2 separate regions of the Homo sapiens genome follow, and region 1 is linked to region 2. Evidence: chromatin contacts called from ENCODE Hi-C or POLR2A ChIA-PET data. All regions are on one chromosome and are shown on one strand. The core of a region is the stretch at or near the end of the contact, and the rest is flanking DNA. Distances in the headings are between cores, read along the strand shown.

The links. Hi-C counts contacts between places; a loop is a spot of excess contacts on that map. ChIA-PET counts read pairs that join two places held with the same protein, here RNA polymerase II (POLR2A). Pooled maps may share reads with other maps.
Region 1: POLR2A ChIA-PET joins it to region 2 with 14 read pairs in A673. The contact joins two enhancer-like sites. A Hi-C loop is called at or near these places in 1 of 50 pooled maps. POLR2A ChIA-PET finds 5 or more read pairs at or near these places in 5 of 52 experiments (A673, B cell, H1 and 2 more).

What each region holds. Positions count from the first base shown.
Region 1 is chr11:65,164,554-65,167,371 of GRCh38, reverse strand. No RefSeq gene overlaps it. Among named protein-coding and RNA genes, the nearest start is that of SPDYC, 4.3 kb to the left of the region's middle. Within about 2 kb of position 1,376, at least 2 of the 41 ENCODE cell types and tissues checked have a DNase peak (open chromatin) inside an H3K27ac peak, as active enhancers do.
Region 2 is chr11:64,834,069-64,836,813 of GRCh38, reverse strand. CDC42BPG (CDC42 binding protein kinase gamma) reads left to right here. Exons shown (of 37, transcript NM_017525.3): 11 at 1-75; 12 at 284-387; 13 at 518-697; 14 at 963-1,052; 15 at 1,193-1,314; 16 at 1,395-1,467; 17 at 1,661-1,767; 18 at 1,851-1,965; 19 at 2,237-2,385; 20 at 2,460-2,548. Among named protein-coding and RNA genes, the nearest start is that of CDC42BPG, 9.2 kb to the left of the region's middle. Within about 2 kb of position 1,378, at least 2 of the 41 ENCODE cell types and tissues checked have a DNase peak (open chromatin) inside an H3K27ac peak, as active enhancers do.

The DNA of each region.
Region 1 (2,818 bases), core at 127-2,626, 330 kb before region 2:
CAAGATTGTACCACTGCACTCCAGCCTGGGTGACAGAGTGAGAACTTGTCTCAAAAAAAAAAAAAAACAAAAAACAAACAAAAAAACACAACTTTGGACAAAAAGCATAACTAGGGAGAAAGAGAATTTATGTAGTGATTTTAAAAATATACAGCCGGATGTGGTGGTGTGCACCTGTAGTGCTGGTCTGGGCAACATAGGGAGATCCTGTCGGTAAGAAGAGGAGGGGAAGGAGGGGAGGGAAAATAAAGGAAAGGAAAGAGGCAGGAAGAGAAAAATAAAAGGAAAAAGGAAGGAGAAGAAAGAAAGAAGGGAGGGAGGGAAGGAAGGAAGAAAAAAAAGTGTATAATTACCTAACCAGAATCCAGGTAAAGAAAAAAATATATAGTAATTTGTTTACTCCTAAAAATAAAGTCAATAAGCAAGAAACCGCATGTGTGTGTGTCTGTGTGTGTGTGTGTGTAAAATCAACAGAACCACACGGAAAAACAAATCACAATCATAATTGTAGATATGATGGCACATGCAAGGCAAAAAAGTTAGCAAAGCAGTAAAAGATATGAAGAATATGATGAAGAAATTTGACCTAGTGGACGAATAAGCTGGCACTGCACCCAACAAAGGCAGGAAAGCACGCACAGAACATCTTCCTAAAAATTAATCAAATGTACCCGGGCGAGGTGGCTCACGCCGATAATCCCAGCACTTTGGGAGGCCGAAGCAGGCGGATCACAAGGTCAGGAGTTAGCGACCAGTCTGGCCAACATAGTGAAACCCCGTTTCTACTGAAAATACAAAAAGCCGGGCGTGGTGGCGGGCGCCTGTAGTCCCAACTACTCAGGTGGGTGAGGCAAGAGAATGGCGTGAACCCGGGAGGCGGAGGTTGCAGTGAGCGGAGGTCGCGCCACTGCTCCAGCCTGGGTAACAGAGCAAGACTCCGTCTCAAAAAAAAAAAAAAAAAAAAAAAAAAAAAAAAAAAAGAAAAAGAAAAAGAAAAAGAAAGAAAGAAAATATTGTCTGTCAAAGTTGGAGGACACAACTAGTAATTCTTAGAGAGGAATTTATGACCTCAAACGCGCGTGTTAGAAAATAAGAAAAGCTGTCACGCTGATGAACTGAACTCCATCTTAAAAAGTCACAAGCCAGCCAGGGGGACTTCCGGGTCCTGAGGCCCAAGGGGCTGCCTGGGTCCCCATCCGCCAACTTTTGCTGTCCACACAGCCCCAGACAACAAGAAAGGAAAAATAAAACGCTGCCAAAACCACAGCGTCGGCATAACTTGAAAGCAGAGAAGGTCCAAACTTCAAGATAAATGTAAATAAAAAGAAAGCGACCATATCCCCGCACGCCGTCGTGCGCTGCGGCCTCTCCCAGGCACGAGGCTTTGTGCCAAGAAAAGCTGGGGAAGGAGGGGAGAAAGGAGTATCGATCCGGGCTGGGGTTGGTCGAGAGCAACTATCAGAAAGACTGCGACATTCTAAAATCTGAAAATACCAAGAAGACGTCCTGGGAAGTCAGAGCTCAGACCTCAGGGAAGGGGCTTACAAGTATGTGCGATAGGAAGGGGAGGTCGTTAAAGTCCACTGATTCCGCGGGAGGGGTAAAAAAAAAAAAAAAAGGGCTAAAATGGGCCAGAAGCATCCGTGGGCAATTGAGTAAGTGAAGTGGGAAAATGCAGAAGGGAGAAATTGAGGGTCCGAAGAGAACCAAGCAATGGGAGAACACAAAACCCTACCCACCCCCACACCGAAACAAACAAATAAAAAGCTTCTAAACCATCTGAACTTTGCTATATTGACCTAACAGTGTGCTATTGAGCTAGGAATCTTGTAAACCATCCAATACCACAAAAACGAATAGAAAGAAGATGAATAGATCCGTATGGAGCTGATATTTTAAAAAATCTGAAAACAAAATAACACACACCAACCAAGAAAAATTCCCCTGGAAAAAAAAAAAACCACGTTTCCAAAGAAACAAAATATTTACAAAAAATGATCATATCTTAGGTCACAAAGAAATCATCAGTACCTTAAAAAAAGTAGAAATATACAAACAATATTCTCTGAGCACAGTGTAATAAAATGAGACATCATTATTATTATTATTTTTGAGACGGAGTCTCTCTCTGTCGCCAGGCTGGAGTGCAGTGGTGCAATCTCGGCTCACTGCAACATCAGCCTCCGGGATTCAAGTGATCCTCCTGCCTCAGCCTCCCGAGTAGCTGGGACTACAGGTGGGCCCCACCACACCCAGCTAATATTTTATATTTTTAGTAGAGATGGGGTTTCACCATGTTGGCCAGGATGGTCTCGATCTGTTGACCTTGTGATCCACCTGCCTCAGCCTCCCAAAGTGCTGGCTTACAGGTGTGAGCCACCATGCCCGGTGAAAATTATTATTATTAACAAAGACAAACACAGCCTGGCACAGTGGCTCACACCTGCAATCCCAGCACTTTGAGATGCCAAGATGGGAGAATTGCTTGAGCCCAGAAGTTCAAGACCAGCCTAGGCAACATAGAGAGATCCTGTCTCTATAAAACAAAACAAAACACACACACACACACACACACACACACACACACACACACACACACACACCAAAAAACCTAGCTGGGCATGGTGGATCACTTGAGCCTGAGAGGCAGAGGTTGCAGTGAGCCATGTTCGGGACACTGCACTCCAGCCTGGACAACAGAGCAAGAATCTGTCTTGGAAAAAAAAAAAAGACAAACCACTAGTTACCTTGTTTCAGGGGGAAAAAAGGGAGAAAGACAAATATAACAAATATATGACAAAGGGGAGGGAACCATAGG
Region 2 (2,745 bases), core at 129-2,628:
TGCACGCCCCCACAGACCATCGGGAGCTGGAGCAGCTACGGAAGGAAGTGCAGACTCTGCGGGACAGGCTGCCAGGTATCCCTTCCGCCCACCCCCCCCCCCCCCCCAGGGCTGAGTCCCACCTGGGCTCGGGTCCTGCCCTGCCCTGGACAAGCTGTATGATCCTGGGAGAGCATTTTATACTCTCTGAGCCCGCGTGTGGGAAACAGGCCAAGGAGACTTGCTCCTGGGCTGAGAGGCTGGGGCCGCCAGCACTCGAGGTCTCAGTGACTCTTCCTGGCAGAGATGCTGAGGGACAAGGCCTCATTGTCCCAGACGGATGGGCCCCCAGCTGGTAGCCCAGGTCAGGACAGTGACCTACGGCAGGAGCTTGACCGACTTCACCGGGTGAGGGCTGGGTGAGGTGGGTGAGGGCTGGGTGAGGTGGGTGAGGTGGGTGAGTGGCCCTGGGCTCCATGGACGGTTCGTGCCTGACTCTGGGCCTTGTCCTTCCCCGCTCCCTCCCCTGCCTCCTCAGGAGCTGGCCGAGGGTCGGGCAGGGCTGCAGGCTCAGGAGCAGGAGCTCTGCAGGGCCCAGGGGCAGCAGGAGGAGCTGCTTCAGAGGCTACAGGAGGCCCAGGAGAGAGAGGCGGCCACAGCTAGCCAGACCCGGGCCCTGAGCTCCCAGCTGGAGGAAGCCCGGGCTGCCCAGAGGGAGGTGAGTGACCAGGGTGGGTAGGGACAGCACCTGGGCCCTGCCCCCAGTGTGCCTGGAGGGAGCATGGGGAGCTTGGTGGGAGATGCTGCCTCCCGGTTGTAGCTGGCAGAGGCTAGGCCAGGGGATGGTGGCTGGGACGGGGCAGTCTGGGAGTCCATGCCTCCTCATGTCCACTGTGGCTGGCAGGTCTGGAGTCCATGGTAAGGTGGGCAGAGGGGCTGCCGAGGGCAGAGTTGGCAGTGGCCTGCCTCTGCACCCCTCACAGCTGGAGGCCCAGGTGTCCTCCCTGAGCCGGCAGGTGACGCAGCTGCAGGGACAGTGGGAGCAACGCCTTGAGGAGTCGTCCCAGGCCAAGGTAGTCAAGTCCTCCCCCTTGGCAAGAGGTGCTTCCCCACCAGCCTGACCCCACTCAGAGCCTCAGGGCCAGGCCTGTGTCCCAGGTGGGTGGGCCATGGCATCTTGGGTCTCTGCCCTGACCCCCTCCATGTCCCCAAGACCATCCACACAGCCTCTGAGACCAACGGGATGGGACCCCCTGAGGGTGGGCCTCAGGAGGCCCAACTGAGGAAGGAGGTGGCCGCCCTGCGAGAGCAGCTGGAGCAGGCCCACAGCCACAGGTGAGCCAGGCAGCTGGTGGCAGGGAGGGGCCGGGCCTGGCCTGGGCGGTGAGTCACGGCCTTGGCCTTCTCCTCCCCAGGCCGAGTGGTAAGGAGGAGGCTCTGTGCCAGCTGCAGGAGGAAAACCGGAGGCTGAGCCGGGAGCAGGAGCGGGTGAGCAGGGTACAACAGACGGAGGGTACAACAGACGGACAAGGCAATGGGGAGCCAGTTGAGGGGTGGGCAAGCTGCAGCCAGTGAGCAGGGTGGACATGGACGGGGCTCGGGGTGCTGGGGTACCTACAGGGAGACGGCAGTCCCAGGACTGCTGGGGCCTGGGGCTGACCTTTCCTCTGGCCGGCCCCAGCTAGAAGCAGAGCTGGCCCAGGAGCAGGAGAGCAAGCAGCGGCTGGAGGGTGAGCGGCGGGAGACGGAGAGCAACTGGGAGGCCCAGCTCGCCGACATCCTCAGCTGGTGGGTGCCAGGGGTGGGTCGGGGTGGGGAACGCAGGCGAGACTGAGGGCCCAGCCCATGACCCTGAGCCCCTTCCCATTCAGGGTGAATGATGAGAAGGTCTCAAGAGGCTACCTGCAGGCCCTGGCCACCAAGATGGCAGAGGAGCTGGAGTCCTTGAGGAACGTAGGCACCCAGACGCTCCCTGCCCGGCCACTGGTGAGCCCCAGAGATGCCCCTGGGGGCTGGCTTGGGCAAGTCACTGACCTTCCGTGAGCTCAGCATCCCTGCTACTGAAGGTCACTACTGGAGGTGGGGACACCAAGCTCATGAGAGATAGTGATTTCCCTGAGCTCACAGTGGGTCATTGGCTGAGCTGGAGCTTTGAGCCTGGCTGGGTGGCATGGGTAGCAGGATGCTCTGGTAGCAGGGGGTCCCTGAGGCAGCCAGGCCTAGAAAGCATCTTATACGGGTGCTCCGTGGCCACCAGGACCACCAGTGGAAGGCGCGGCGACTGCAGAAGATGGAGGCCTCGGCCAGGCTGGAGCTGCAGTCAGCGCTGGAGGCCGAGATCCGCGCCAAGCAGGGCCTGCAGGAGCGGCTGACACAGGTGCAGGAGGCCCAGCTGCAGGCTGAGCGGTGAGGCTAGGGGCAGGCACTGGGGGCCAGGGCCCGCACAGAGGCCAGTGGCGAGCCCTTGCCATTCTCCCCAGCCGTCTGCAGGAGGCCGAGAAGCAGAGCCAGGCCCTGCAACAGGAGCTCGCCATGCTGCGGGAGGAGCTGCGGGCCCGAGGGCCAGTGGGTGAGTGGCTGCCAACTGCTTGCCCCGGAGCCAGGCTCCCCCGCGGCCTCCCACTTGCCAAGGGGGCTCCACGATGGCCTGGCAGGGTGGTGGAGACAGGAGTCTGTTCCTGGACTCTGCCGCTTACTCCATCATCTGTGACCAGCACTTCTGGAGTGCCTGCTGTGCCCAGCCCTGCCCCACCCTGTGGTCATTTC